Regions from separate parts of the Mus musculus genome. Here region 2 is linked to region 1. The links are chromatin loops, found by intact Hi-C in ENCODE. Cell type or tissue: heart. All regions are shown on one strand.

Region 1 (8,000 bases):
TTGGCAGGGGTGAGAATGTTCTAGAAGCATGGCGATAAGTGTACAATCTGTGGTTTGTAATAAAACCCTGTGAATTGCATACTTCCAGTGGATGAATGTGTGACGCAAACACATTATCTAAAAAATACCAAACCAAACCAAACACACACACACAAAATCCCCAAACCAAAAACAACCACAGAAGTAGGTGCCTTTGTTTTGAATTGTTTTAGGCCTGATCTCCTGTATCCCAGACTGACATCCAACTCACTCTAAGCTGCAGATGACCTCCTGCCTCTGCATAGCACCATGGTTCATGCATTGTGGGATGGGACCCAGGATTGTGTGCAAGCGCTCTACCGACTGAGCTCCAGTCATGGGCCCAGGAGTTTTCTTTACACAGAGAAAGGGAGAGCAGATGAAAGGACCAAGAATAATGCCAGCAAGATGAAAACGTGGAAACCGCAAAGGATTGGGGTGACGTCTGAGTCTCAATCAGCGCACGGGGAGTTAAAATTAGAAGCCAGGAAGAGGGACTTGAAAGGTCCTCTTGCCGGATAGAAGTGGGGAGATTTAAAATAATGATAAAATTAAGTGACAGATAAAGATGATTCCAGAAGATACGAGATCAAAGCCTGGAGCCTGGATTAAAAGATTTTTTTTTAAACTATCAACGTTAAAGATTCAGGCGAGGTCTAATTGGATGCAGGAGGCCACCCAGGAGATGAAGTCTTTTAGGGGAGCCAGCCCAGGGAGAGAGACTGCCATGTTTGTTTTCTAAACATGATAGAAGCTTAAAAGGTAGGAGGACTGAGAAAAACCTGTCTCAGAAGAAGAAAGCATCCAGCCCAGAGCTAGAAGATTCTAGAAAAAAAAATGGCCAGAGAAGCCAGGTGTGATGGTATACACCTGTCATCTCAGCACTTGGGAGGTAGAGGCAGAAGGATCAAAAATTTCAGGTTATTCTCGGAGTTGAGGCCGGTTTGGATGAGTGAGACCCTGTCTCAAAACAAACAATGAAACAGCAAGAGAGAGAGAGAGAGAGAGAGTGCTAGACACACAAACACACAGACAGACAGAAAGAGAGAGAGACAGACACACAGAGAGAAAGGGACAGATAGATACACAGATACAGAGAGAAAGAGACAGACAACAGAGAGCCAGACACAGACACACAGAGACAACAGATACAGACAGACACAGTGAAAGAGAGAGACAGATACACAGAGAGATAAATAGATGATAGATATATAGATATATAGATCTATCTATCTACCTATCTATCTATGTATATATATTGATAGATAGATAGATAGATAGATAGATAGATAGATAGATAGATAGATAGATAGATAGATAGACAGGCAGACAGATGAGAGATCTGATACCTCTTCAGTAAACAAACCATGTGCAGGCGGTCCTGGCCTGGGACATGGCAGCCCTGCAGGCAGTGGTCAGGGCATTGCCTGTGGACATGAACTTGGTGTTGCACAGGAAAAAATCTGAGACACAGAGGCTTTGCCAAGTGGGCAAGAAGAACACTGCAGAAATTTTCTGAGTGTGTACATGTGTACATATATGTGTGTATGCTTGGGTGCCCCTGTGTATGGATGTGTATGAGTGCACAGGCAATGTATGTGGGTGTATATATATATATATATATATATATATATATATGCACATGTGTGCCTGTACAACATGTAGCACTGTATGACTATGGCTGTGAATATACCTGTAGATATGACTGTCCACTTGTGCTTGTGCAAGAGCATGTGTTTATGTGCATACAAGGTGTTTGTGTGTATATGCATATATACATATATGCATGTTTGGCTTGTATATATGTGGTATGTGTGCTTGAGTATATATGCACACACACATATATGTGTGTGTGTGTGTGTGTATAGTACAGGTGTGTCTATGAGTATCCATGTATGTATGTATATTGTATAGGCATATTTTTCTGTGTGAGCTGTGTGGATATGTGCTATTAATGTGTATATTTATGTTTACATGTATATGCAATGGGTGTGCAAGTGTAGATATGTGTACATGTTTTTTTTGTTTTGTTTTGTTTTGTTTTTGAGACAGGGTTCTCTGTGTAGCCCTAGCTGTCCTGGAACTCACTCTGTAGACCAGGTTGGCCTCAAAGTCAGAAATCTGCCTGCCTCTGCCTCTGCCTCTGCCTCTGGAGTGCTGGGATTAAAGGAGTACGCCACCACTGCCCGGCTTTTTTTGTTTTGTTTTGTTTTTTTTATGTGTACATAAACAATATATGTTAATATATGTGTATGCATGTATTAGTCAGTGTTCTCTGCTCCAGCTACGTTAACACTGCTAGATATGAAAGGAAAGTTCAAGAATCCAGTAGTTTCTCAGTCCATGAAGCTGGAAGTCTCAGCTGGTCTTTGCTGTACACTGCAATCCTGAAGAAGCAATCTCTAATGCCAGTGAAGGAATGGGAGAGCTAACAAGGCAAGAGCAAACAGAGAAAGCAAAAGCTTCCTTTTCCTCCTCCTTCTGGGTCCTTAGATAGGCTTTGAGCAGAAGGTGTGGCCCAGATTAAAGGATATTTTTCCCCCAACTCAAGTGATGATCTGGATTAAAGGTGTGTCTGCCTGCTTCACGATCCAAATTAAAGGTGTGTCTTTTTCAATTTCCAATTAAGCAAAAATCCCTTACAAGTGTGCCCTACATTGTGGGGTTTTAGTTAATTCCAGATGTAGTCAAGTTGACAATCAAAAATAGCAACTGCAATGCATGTGTATATAAAGTAAGTGTATGTATAGATACACATGTGCACACATGGATGCTTATACACATATGTGTGTAGTATTGTGTGGATGACTGTATGTGTATACATGTGAATATTCTGGTATGTGTATGTGTGTGTGGATAATTATGAGTGTATGTGCTCATATATCAGTGGACGTCCATATGTGCCTATGTAGTTGTATGTGTACAACATAGTGAGTGAGTGAGGCATGTGCTTACATGAAAAGGCTTCTCTGGAGGATAAGGTTTGAGCTAGAAACTCAGGACCAGGCCAGAGTGGACAGTGGTTCAGAAAGGTTAGCATAGATTAAAGGGGTGTCCTAAAGGTTAGCATAGGTTAAAGGGGTGTCCTAATTTGCTTTCTGTTGCAACAAAACACTGACCAAAATCAAATTGGGGAGGAAAGGGTTTATTTGACTTACAAGTTACAGTCTATCCACCTGTCCACCCATCCATCCATATTTGATTCAGGGCAGGAATCAAAGCAGGGGCCATGGAGGGATGCTGCTTACTGGTCCTTGCCTTGCTCGGCTACCTGCCTAGGAATGGTACCTCCCACAGTGGGCTGGACCCTTGCCCATCAATCATCAACTAAGAACACGCCCCCTAGACCTGCCAGTCTAGGAGGCAATTCCTCAACTGAGGTCCCCTCTTCCCAGGTGTGTCTAGTTGGCAACTGGAGCTTTGACGGGGGTTAGGGGGGTGAAGAACAGAAGGTGGTGGATGCAGCATAGAGCAGGCATGTGGACTGAGTGAGGGCAAAAGGGAGATGCGCCCGATTTGCGAAACAGTCTGGGAAATCCAGTGTGAAGTGGTCCAGTAGGGCAGGGGGAAAGGCAGCTGCTGAGCCACGGAAGGGGCTTTGAGGGTGACTCTGAGGGCAGCATAGGGGACAGCTAGTTCTTCCCTCTGTTGTCACTTGAGAGAAAGGTTCCAGACAAGAGCCAGAACTATGCGTTCTCAATTCAGCAAGGACCCCAGCAAAGGCATGTTGAGTCACTCAACGGCAGACAAGGATCTGGGTATAGGAAGGGGGATCCGAGTCCAGGGACATGAAATCCTACCTAAAGGGTTCCTGGAAATGAATTGAATGTCCCCTTTCTAGCTGGCTTCTGTTGCTAAGATGGATAGGTGGACAGATGGATAGCCACATAGGAGTCTGAACCAAGCCTGGTGGCTTCTTGGGACCACCCCACCAGGGAACTATAGGGCCGGGAGGGAGATACTTTGTGCCTTTCCTGTGCAGGCTTGCCAGTCAGGTTCTATGCCTTTTAAGTGCCATAGAGATGACCGGAAGGTGCAGCAGCTGAGGGCGACACCTTGTGGTGAGTTCTGTGCATTACAGGAGGGACTATAAATATACATGCATACCTTATATGTATGTCATCTCCCACTGTGTCCTCTTCACTGCCCCAACTCACCTTTCTCTTTCTGCCCTGTTTTTTCTTTCTTCTCTTCTCCAATCTCCTCTTTTTTTTCTCCCTTCCTCTCTCTCCCCGACCTCTTCCCTGTCTCCTCCCACTCTACCTATCCTCCCTCTCTTCCTCCCCCTCCTTCACGCCCCCCAGGCCGTCTTTAAATTTACTGTGTAAGCTGGTGCTAAGACCAGGCTGTGGCCTGCTGTAAGTTACTCTATATTGACTAAAACTGCCTTTTTTTCAGGTTGTGTCTTGCCCCCAGGAGTCTCTATTTTGGGGTGGAGGATGACGGCTCCCGCCCAAACGGATCTGCAGACACCATCATTCACGTAGCACAGACTAGTATGTGACTTATTCCTGGGCGTAGAAAGCTGGGTGCAGTGGCACATGCCTTTAATCCCAGCACTCAGGGGGCAGAGGCAGGCGAATTTCCGAGTTCGAGGGTAGCCTGGTCTACAGAATGAGTTCCAGGACAGACAGGGCTACACAGAGAAACCATGTCTCGAGAAACCAAAAAACAAAACAAAACAAAACAGAAAAAAAAAGAGTGACATCCAGGACAATCAAGGGACACACAATGAGACCCTGCCTCAATAAGCAAAAATAAATAAACAAATAAAATTTAATAAGGGTGCCACCCTTCAGGACAAATTGAGACTCTAGGGGCATATGGGTGATTGAAAATATTAGACACACCAAAGAAAGAGTGTAACCCCCTCACCTGGAGCCCTTAAAGTGACGAAGCAGTGGCCCCCACACCTTCTTGTCATCTGACACTCAGTGTGCGAATGAAGGACCAATATACAGAACACTCCAGGCTGCCTCTGGGGTCTCAGCACAGCGTGGTCCCTGGACTAAGAAAAACACTGAGTGCTGTAAGCCAGATTTAATAAAGCATCCTAGAAGCAGAACAGTTATCTGAGAGCTGTAGCCTATGCCCAACTTCAGAGGTTTCACAGGGGAACAATATTAGCAACCGGAGTAAGGGGTTTTTTTAGATTTTAAAATTTTTTTAAAGATTTATTTATTTATTATATGTAAGTACACTGCAGCTGTCTTCAGACACCCCAGAAGAGGGAGCCAGATCTCATTATGGATGGTTGTGAGCCACCATGTGGTTGCTGGGATTTGAACTTGGGACCTTTAGAAGGCCAGTCAGTGCTCTTAACCACTGAGCCATCTCTCCAGCCCCTTAGATTTATTTATGTATTTATTTTATGTATATGAGTACACCATAGCTATACAGATGGTTGTAAGCCTTCATGTGGTTGTTGGGAATTGAATTTCAGGACCTCTGCTCACTCTGGTCAGTCATGCTCGCTCAGTCCCTGCTCGCTCTGACCCAGAGATTTATTTATTATTATACATAAGTACACTGTAGCTGTCTTCAGACGCACCAGAAGAGGGTGTCAGATCTCATGATGGGTGGTTGCTGGGATTTGAACTCAGGATCTTCGGAAGAGCAGTCAGTGCTCTTACCCGCTGAGCCATCTCGCCAGCCCCCTAAGGCATCATTTTAGCCAAGACTGTGGCTGCTTTTTCCTAAGAATCTGCCTGAGACCAAACTGAAGAGTTTCGTTTTTGGTTTTGGAAGACAGAGTTTCTCTGTGTAGCCCTGGTTGGCCTGGAACTCACTCTGTAAACCAGGCTGGCCTCGGACTCAAGAGATCTTCCTGCCTTTATCTCCTGAATAATGGATTCAAGATGTGTGCCACCATGCTTAGCTTAAATTGAAGAGTTCGGGATTTTGTTGTCAGAGGACATTTTAAGACAGCCTAATGGCGACTCTTTCTTGTGGTTATTAATGATCACTCTAATGCATTGGGATTGTTATCTAGAAGGCAAACATAAGGGCAGGTTTCTGGGTACCAGGAACTACCCTTAGTCCTTCAGGAACCTCCCATAGCCTTCCACCAAGGTCAACTACCTCGGAAAGGGCACCTAGTTCCTGGTGACTCCCAGCAGCCTGTGTCGGCTCAGACCCCCACCCTGCTGCGTCTCATTCTGCTCACTCTCCCACTCTCGCTTCTCACTCTGCCTCCCGACCCCTCCCAGAGACAGCTTTGGCAGTTTGCTCCGCAATAAATCTTTCCACCCACGGAGAGGTCTAGTTTAGCAATTTCTCTGCACCGTCGCTTATAGGACATATATAATTACGTTTTACAGCAGGTTACAATTAAGAGATTGCCTTGAAGTCTCAAGAGAGCCCTGTGAACAGTGTTGGAATGAATTCATTTTGAATTATGATATGGCTACAAGCTTACAGGGGCCAGGGAGCAGAATGTGGTGGGTTCTAATGTAAATGGCCCCTGTAGGGTCATGTTTGAATCTTTGGTCCCCAGTTGGTGGAACTGTTTGGGAACAATTAGGAGGTATATAGCCTGTTGGAGGAGGTGTCATTGGGCTTTGAAGTTTCAAAAGCCTAAGCCCTTCCCAGTTAGCTCTTGCTTTCTGCCTTGTGTCTGTAGATCAGATGCAAACTCTCAGCTACTACTCCAGCACCATGCCTGCCTGCCTGCAGCCGTGCCCCTCACCATGATGGTCACGGATCGTGCTTGGAAACTGTAAGCCTTATTAAGTGCATTATTCTGTAAGTTGCCTTGGTCATGGTATTCTGTCACAGCAGAGGAGTAAACCAGGACAGGACCTCAACTGAGAAGATGAAGCCCTTTCCTCCCCAAGTTGCTTTTGGTCATTGCCAGTAATAGATATGTATGACACAGGCCAGACAGTGGTGGCGTATGCACTCAGGAGGCAGAGGCAGGAGGATTTCTAAGTTCGAGGCCAGCCTGGTCTACAGAGTGAGTTCCAGGACAGCCAGGGCTACACAGAGAAACCCTATCTCTGTGTAGAAAAAAAAAAAAATGTATGACATCCAGAGTTTAGAAATATGCTTTGTGTGCGCACGTGCGCGTGAACATGCATGTACACTTAGGTACATGTGTGCACATGTGGAAGTCCAATGACAAACTCAGGTGTTAATCCTTAGGACATAGTCCATCTCCTTTAAATCCAGCCCCTCTAAAGCACACCCCTCCCCTACCTCCACTGACCAGTCACATTTGAGTAGAAATGAGCTGGCACCGGAGAACAAAGTTAGGACCCCCTCCTGTCCCTAAGGTGCCCAAGACAGAAGCAGGCAGCAGCAGGAGTCCTGAACCTCAATCACAAGCTTTATTGTCCGAACATGGACTTGCCACACTTCCACAATTCCACTGGGGGGAGAGGGAGGGGGAGGGGGAGCGGAGGGAGGGCGGGGATGGCTGAGCCACAGCTGGGTGGCCACACCAGGTAGGCTGAGGGGGCCATCAAAGGCCAGTGCTTATGGGGAAATGGCTTCTTGCACACCTACCAGGTGCAAGCCCACTCCAGGGTGGGGCTCAGCCCCTTCTGGTCCCTTCCGTGGGAGCCTTTGGCTGTTAATTCCTAATCCGTGAGCTGCCCGATTGTGCTGGAAAGAGCAAGATTTGGCTCTGCAGACGGGCCACTAAAGCGTCAGTTCTAGGCTGCTGTTGTTAATGGCAAGTGCTACCCAAAAGCCAACAGGAAGCAGGGGGTTGGGCTGAGGGGCTGCTAAGTCAGCTCCTCCCTAAGGACGAGAGCGTGAGCGCCACCTTCTGGTGCCTAGTGGCGCTCACACAGGCCACCTGGGCCATCCTTAGGATTTACCACTGTGGTCCTGCCCTGGGAAGATGGAAGCAGGGCTCTCTCTGGGTTGCTGGGGTCTTTAGAGTAACATGGCAGGGGTTCCCAGAAAGAAAGGGAACCAGTTTGATTCCTCTCACCCAGCAAAACGCTGTAGGAATGCTTTGTTTAAGGAATTTTCTA
Region 2 (8,000 bases), 310 kb before region 1:
AGATGAGCATCTCCTTTTCCGGCTGCCCATCACTGACTCTAGCCGACACACCTCCGACCTGTGGAATGTCCCGTCCCTCAAGGGAGCTGTCTAGTCTAAGTTACAAATACCACCATTTACACCCAGCTGTGGGGCCCTGGACCTTACTTGACCTCTCTGCTACTCCCTTTCATCCTCTGTAACTGGGAGGTGACAGCTCCGGCCTTTTGGGGGGGGGGGGGGCCTGAGCGAATGATCTAAGGGCAGAATCCTTGGTGCGATTGTCAAGCTACGCCAATGGGCAAGAAAGTAAGGGAAGACACCAAACTCTCTCGAGCCACAAGCAAACTGCTAAAAATGCTGAACGAGACCCCAAGATCCACAGACGTGATAAACAGGCTCAGCAGTGAAGGACGGAGCACTGGGAGAAACAGACTTCTCGGCAGCCACCCCTCATGCCTCCCTCTGCAGATCCCGGGATCTCGGAGGTCATTGCTCCCGGAAATCCGGCCACGCGGGGAAGAAAGTTCCCTAAGAGATGCCAGCGAGGATGCCACTGCCCCCACCTTATGATCCAGCTCCAGGCGGTAGGGGACCGGCTGGATCCTGCGTCGGGGCCGCAGGCCGGCGCGCGGTCCAGGCCCCGAGGACGGCACCACGAAGCTGGGCACCCCGAGCGCCCCGGAGAAGCTGAAGCCCCAGACGAAGACGCGATCGGCGCGAGCCGCGCGCTCGCCCACGTACTGAAACACCGGAACGTCCGCCTCGGCCTCGGCCGCTTCTCGCCGGCTCCGCGAACGGCCGGCCGGTGTCCAGTGCTCGCGAGCCGGTGTCGGCCACCTCGGCCGCGGCCCCCGCAGAGCCCGGGCCGCCGCCAACATCCTCCGCGTCACGCCTCAACCGCTTATGGGCGCCGCCATCTTGTGTCACCCTTGACCTCTAGCCTGGCGGAAGTAGATACGGCCATGCTTACTACTGGCTGAAGGCGACGCGCTAAGGGAAAGACAACCATGTTTACTATTGGCAGATGATTACTACTCCAGGAAAGCAAAGACTTGAGAAGGCTATGGCTTCACCGTCTATCCATGAGTAGGGGACTTAAATGAGTGTCAAGCTATTATTTGAAGATGTCTGTGAAGTGTTCTATGATTCTTACTGCCCCTTTTTAAATTCTGTGTGTGTGTGTGTGTGTGTGTGTGTGTGTGTGTGTGTGTTAGTTTTGGTGTGGAGTTACTTAGGTGGAGCTGGGAATTGAACCCAGGTCCTCACACATCCTTAGGGTATAGGTTAACACAGACTACTCTCCCAATTCCAAGAAGTGTTTTGTATAAATACTGAAAGGAGACAGAGGGAACATCCTAGATGCTTATCTCATGGAAGCAAAACTGGGGAAGGTAGCTGGGCACAGTGGTTCACACCTGTAACCCCAACTTTAGGCTGAGGCAGGAATATTGCTGCAAATTGCAAACCACCCTAGAAGAAAGAAAACCTATTAATATATATGGTTTGTTTGTTTGTTTGTTTGTGACAGAATCTCATTATTTAGCCCTAACTGGCCTGGAACTTGCTTTGTTCCTGTAGACCAGGATAACTCAAACCTGCCCCTGCCTCCTGAATGGTGTGTGCCACCATACCCAGCACTGATTGGTTGATTTAGTTTATTTTAGGCGGTTTTATTTCATGCATATGGGTACTTTACCTGCATGTATATCTGTGTACCCTGCGTGTATAGTGTCTGTGGAGGCCTCAGAAGAGGGTGTTAGATTCTCTAGAACTGCAGTTACAGTTGATACCCCACTCCCACACACCCCCATGTGAATGCTAGAATTAGAACTCTGGTCCTCTGGAAGAGTAAACAGTATTTTGTTTTGTTTGTCATTGTTGTTGCACAGTGTTCTTAACTCTTGAGCCCTCTCTCCAGCCCTCTAATTGAATATTTTTCTAAGACAGGGTCTCACTCTGTAACCCAGGCTAGCCTCTACCTCACTACAGTTCTCCTACCCCAGCCTCCCAAGTGATGGGATTACAGACCCATGCCAGTGTGCCAGGTTCAACCCTGATTAAACTACACCTGGCTTCCAGGGGCCCTTCTTACTTCCTTTAGATCTCAATTCCAGCATGAAGGCTACACAGAGAAATTCAGTCCCTGAAATAAAGACTACAGTCCATGGCAGGGCTTCCTAAAAGTTATCCCCTAATACAGAGTGGATCCTTCCCCCCGAACTCCCTTTGCTCATCCTTAGTGTGTATTTCTTGATAAACAGGAACGTACTAATTAGTTTTCCTTCAGATGGGTCTCATGTAGCCCAGGCTGAGCTTGAATTCATTATGTACCCAAGGATGGCCTTGAACTCTTGACCTTTTTGCCTATCTCCAGTGTTCACCACTATGCCAAGTTTACACAGTCCTGGGATGGAACCCAGAGCATCCTGCATGCTAGAAACACACTGTCAACTGAGGTCCATCTGAAGCCCCATACTTCATCCAATGTGTACTTAATCCCAAGACAAGCTCAAGGATATGTTACACACCTAGTCTGTGAAGTGTGGCATCGCTGCGTTCTTACCGCTTTGCCAGGATGTAGCACTGTTTCATAAAGCAAAATCCTCCAATGAGATAAGGGGATACATGGGGGACAAACAGGATGGCTTTAGGGCATAGGTGTGTGCCGCCAAGCCCAAATCCCAGGCAGGACCACCACGTGGGGGCCGAAGGAGAGAACAGACACCTGCAAGTTGTCCTCTGACCTCCGGGCCGATTCAGCATCATGGGCATCTCCCCACACATTCACACAAAATAAATGCAAAGTAAACTAAAAGGTGGGGCACCCAGAAAAGAGCTTTACAGAGCTCTCCGCTACAGTGGGGATGTAAATCACCAAGAAGGCCGGCAGTCAGCTGGCCTATTGCTTTCATGTGATAAGGGACACACCTCCTGTTGTTTAGAATCCAGGCGAAGTCCTTCCCCAAAGGGGATGCTTCACCACAGGATGCGGCTGCAAGATTCATAAGCTTCAGCTTACAGTATCCAGATCAGTCTCAGGTCAGGTCTCAGGAGAGCAGAGCATGGACCAAGAAAGACACTTGATACTCACAAGGAGGGACCTGACTTCCCAGTATAAACTGAAAGCAAAGTCAATCCAACCCCGGAAAGCCAAGGCAAGAAGTGAGGACGTGTGTGTGTCTTACGATATGGACCAAAGCCGGACAGTGGTGGCACAGGTCTTTAATCCCAGCACCGAGGAGGCAGAGGCAGGTGGATCTCTGTAAGTTTGAGGCCAGCCTGGTCTACAGAGTGAGTTCCAGGACTGTGTGCAGCCAGGGCTACACAGAGAAACCCTATCCCATCCCCACTCCCCAAAAAAGATCTGGACTATGGAGGGCAAAATGAAAGAGGATGAAGACGGTTTACGGATGCCAAAGTATCTTTCCTGACTAAACAGTCTGGCAAGGAGCTGGTGTGTGAGTGGAACGATGTCATTAGGTGTTGTCTTAGGGTTTTACTGCTGTGAACAGACACCATGACCAAGGCAAGTCTTATAAAAACAACATTTAATTGGGGCTGGCTTACAGGTTCAGAGGTTCAGTCCATTATCATCAAGGTGGGAGCATGGCAGTATCCAGGCAGGCATGGTGAAGGAGGAACTGTACACCATGCCCGGTGTGTACACCTTTACTCTCACCACTCCAAAGCCAGAGAAAGGCAGATCTCTGAGTTTGAAGCCAGTCTGGTCTACATACCTAGTTCCAGGCCAGTCTGGCTGACATAGTGAAACCCTAGTTCGAAAGATAAAAGTAGCCAAAAAGCTGGGTGTGGTGGCTCACGCCTTTAATCCCAGCACTTGGGAGGCAGAGGCAGGCGGATTTCTGAGTTCTAGGCCAGCCTCGTCTACAAATGACAGCCAGAGCTATACAGAGAAACCCTGTCTCGAAAAACCAAAAAAAAAAAAAGAGTGCTTGCTGCACTTGCATAGGACTCAAATTTGGATCCCAGGTCCCATATCAGGTGACTCACAACCACCTAACAACTCCAGCTTCAGGGATTCTGACATAGACGTCTTGTCTCCAGGGTCCCTTGAACACATGTGGCATTCACTCATACAGATATGCACACATGCATATAAATAAAAGTTTTAAAAAAAAAAAAAACCTTCGAAAATTGCAACCAAGAGGACATCTACAGTGTGAATCATGGCCACTAGGTGGCGATGCTTGCCCATCAATTTGGTTCTTGTTTTGTGACAAGGGACACAACAGTCGAATTCTCCGAATGAGATTTACAATTGTAGTCAGAAGCAGGGAGTGTGGCCCAGTGATAACATGATCACCTAGTATGTGCAAGTTCTTGAGTTCTAGCCAGAGCCCAACAGAAGTAAATGTTTGTGGTTTTTGAAACAGGGTCTAACGTAGCCCGGGCTAGTATTTAATTTGCTGTGTTGTTTGAACTCCTGAATCTCCTGCCTCTGCCTCCTGGGTGCCAGGATTACAGGCAAGCACTACCAAGTCCAGTCTCAATCTTAAAACATAATAAAATATGTTCCATTTATGTATTTGGGGGTGAATGCACATCACAGCGTTACGTGCAGAAGTTAGAAAGCATCTTTAGGGAGTCACTTCTCGCCCTCCACCATGGAGCTTCCAAGGATGGGCTCAAGAATTTCAGACTCAAAAGGCAAGTGCCTTCATCCTCTGGGCCATCTCACCACCCCACAGTTAAAAACTGTTAATAGACTTTTTTTTTCTTTTCTTTTTGAAACAAGACCTGACTGAATGGCCCTGGCTCACCTAGAACTCACTATGTAAAGCAGGCTGGTGTGGAACTCAGAGTTCACCTGTCTTTGCCTCTGAGGTGCTGGGATTGAGGGTGTGTGCCACCCCATGAGGCCAAGCGGATATCTCGTTACCCCAAAATAATTTATTGTCTACCACAAACATAATCTCAGTGTTTGAAATACTATTTAGAATCTATGAGGAAGATGAACATGAACTGAGCAAAAGCCTCTCTTCTCAGCACTTGGAAGGCAGAGGCAGGAGGATCCGTTCATGGTCATCCTTGGCTACATAGTGAGCTTGAGGCCAGCCTGGGCTACAATGAGACCTTGTCTGGAAATAAAACAGGGGAAGGAAAAAAATGAATTCATCCTACAACAAGGCTCCGGAAGCTGTGCCGTATGTTCTCATTTTTATTCAAGGGTGCCTGTTTTGTTCTCTTTTCTTTTCTCACCAAATTGACTTTGCTATGCGTAACATTTACTTCCATGAAAATTTAAAAGTCATCTTGTCAAGTAGCAGTAATAAAATTCCACTGGGTTTTACTATTGAGATTGCATTAAATTCCTGAGTTAATTGAGAGACGCTAACTACTATAGTAGTAGCACTTACAGTCGTAATGGCACTTCACCCTTGAGTTCTCCTGCTCATGAAGGCAGCATTCACCAGTGTCACCACGGGTGCGGGCCACCAGCCTGAGCGGATCCTGCACTCTGCTGGTTGCTAAACACGACCCACTTTTCTTAATTAGCCTCTCTTGCTGATGCTTATGTTTTATGATTGCAATGTGTAGCTTATTTATAACTTTTGAGACAGGGTCTCATTATGCAGCTCTGGCTGACGTGAAGATTGCTGTGTAAATCAGGCTGGCCTTGAACTCACAGAGATCTCCTGCCCCTGCCTCCCGAGTAGTGCTTTTTATTTTATTTTAGGACCTGTGTGCTTGTGTGTGCACATGTCCACATGGAGTCCAGATGGTACCACACACTTGTGTGTGTCCGTTTCCTTCCTCTCTCCCTCCCCTCTTTTCTTTTCCTGTTTGTTTTCAAGGTGGGAGTTTCTCAGTATAGCCCTGGCTATATCTTGGAACTTGCTGTGTAGACCAGGCTGGCTCCAACTCAAGAGATCCACCTGCCTCTGTCTCTCCAGTGCTGAGATTAAAGATGTGTGCCACCACTGCCTGGCTATTTCTTTTTAATAAGTTAGGATATATTTACTCAGATGTGGTAGCTTAAGTCTTTAACCCCAGCACTCAGGAGGCAGTTGGAGGCCAGCCTGGTAAGAAAGAAAGAAAGAAAGAAAGAGAGAGAGAGAGAGAGAGAGAGAGAGAGAGAGAGAGAAGAAAATAAGGAAGGAAGGAAAGGGAGAAAGAGAAAGAAAGAAAGAAAGAAAGAAAGGAAGGAAGGAAGGAAGGAAGGAAGGAAGGAAGGAAGGAAGAGGGGGGAGGGGCAGGGGGTGGTGGAGGGAGGAAAATTCAACCAGCTATTATGGTCGGGGTAGTGTCCTCCCCAGTCCATATATTGAAAACGTGAACCCCAGCTGATTACCCTATTTGGGGTGCTCTGGAAATTTCAGGACCTAGCTGGAGGAAGTGGCTCACTGATGATGTAGCTCTAAGTCTCTTCTTTTTTCTTGCCTTGCCTTTCCTTTCCCTCCTTTCTCCTCCCCCTCTCCCTCCCTCTTCCTTCCTCTGCTTCCTGTCAGGAAATGAAGCAGGCCCTCCAGCACCTGCTCCCATCCCATGGGATCCGAGTATTGTAGGCTGAAACCTGTGACCTTGAGATAGGGAGGAGGAGAAGACTAGGGAGAGGGTGCGCCATGTTGTCCTCCTGAGGCTGGTCATCTCGAGAGTGGAGATTTCAAAACAGACTCTGGCTACACAGATCTCCAGTTCAGAGGACTGGTCTAGACTGAAGACCTGTAAATCCTGTAAATGTTTTGGGGGCCTTTTTTTTTTTGTTTTGTTGTTATTGTTATGCTTTTTGAGACAGGGTTTCTCTGCATATCTTTGGCTATCGAGGAACTTATTCTGTAGACCATGCTGGCCTTGAACTCTGAGATCCCCCTGCCTTTGCCTCCAGAGTGCTGGGATTAATGGCCTGTACTACCACCCAACACGGAAATGTTATTTAATAATCCTAAAACTAAGTAAGTCAAGGACTGAGGGCAGACAGCAGAGCTTGGAGACAGAAAGTAGGAAACGTCATGGCAATCTGAGAGTGGGAAGAAAGGAGATTGAGTGGGAGCCAGAACAGCCACCAAGCACTGTGCCCTAAAAGGCCACATTGCAAGGGTGAGTGACCTGATTTTGACAAGTAGCCAGAGCAAGAGATTTTCAGGCTGGACGAACACCATAGGATCTAGCAATCAGTGACCCACTTGTGACCTGGGAGGAAAGGATTTATTGGAGCCAGCTCAAGAACACGAGCAAATACAAACTATGTCGGAAGCTACACAGCCTTTCCTGATATGAACAAAGTGTTCTCATTTTATTTTGGGACAGGATCTTATATGTAGTCATGGCTGGCCTCAAACTCAGAGAGATTTGCCTATTTCTTCCTTGTGAATGCTAGTATTAATGGCATGTACACCAAGCAACAAATCTTTAAAAGTATTTTTTAAATATTTTATTTTTTTTAAGCGGGTGTGGGTGCATACAGAGGCCAAAGGATTCCAATCCTTTGGAAATGCGAGTTACAGGCACGTGTGCTGTGCTTGACACAGACACTGGTCTTCTGAAAGCACACTTATCAGCTCTTAACAGCTGAGCCACTGCTCCAACCCCCTTTCCAGTATATTTTAAAGCAAACAAACAAATAAAACTGGAACCCTTGTAAAGTGGGGCTGGAGGGATGGCTCCGTGGTTAAGAACACTTGATCAGTTCCCGCATCCATACCGTCTGAAACTCCTGGTCCAGGGGATACTGTGACCTCTTCTGGCCTCCCCGTGGTGCATATAAACAGGGTGGCAAAATACTTACAACAGATGGTGCTTTACGAATAGCTCCCGAGACATGCAGCCACGCAAACACAAGAACATAGAACTGACACAGGCACAAAAATTAGTTTTAAAGGAAATGCAATGTCCTAAAAGGTAGGTGGTGTGATGGCGCACGCCTTTAATCCCAGCACTCGGGAAGCAGAGGCAGTGGACTCTGAGTCCGAGGCCAGCCTGGTCTACAACGCAGGCTAGCCAGGGCTACAAGAAAAACTCTGTCGCGGGGGGTGGGGGGAGTGGGTGCCTGAGTAACA

The links. Hi-C counts contacts between places; a loop is a spot of excess contacts. Peaks named below come from ENCODE experiments on the same cell type or tissue, not always from the same donor. Only the 100,000 strongest peaks of a DNase experiment are listed, where the experiment ranks them.
Region 2: it touches region 1 in a loop (8-fold over the local background); 32 of 42 quality-filtered maps call a loop at or near these places.

Annotation. Positions count from the first base shown.
Region 1 is chr5:134,482,059-134,490,058 of GRCm38, forward strand. Clip2 (CAP-GLY domain containing linker protein 2) reads right to left here. Exons shown (of 17, transcript NM_009990.3): 17 at 7,325-8,000. Among named protein-coding and RNA genes, the nearest start is that of Gtf2ird1, 29 kb to the left of the region's middle. In heart, CTCF peaks have their summits at 4,084 (motif pointing left) and 7,784 (motif pointing left); a DNase peak (open chromatin) is centred at 7,703; H3K27ac peaks cover 1,045 bases.
Region 2 is chr5:134,175,855-134,183,854 of GRCm38, forward strand. It overlaps Rcc1l (reculator of chromosome condensation 1 like), which reads right to left and starts at 913. Exons shown (of 11, transcript NM_033572.2): 1 at 546-913. The coding sequence starts at 860. It also overlaps a transcript of Gtf2ird2 not described here. In heart, a CTCF peak has its summit at 4,179 (motif pointing right); DNase peaks (open chromatin) are centred at 567, 917, 6,487, 7,067 and 1 weaker place; H3K4me3 peaks cover 2,745 bases; H3K27ac peaks cover 2,761 bases.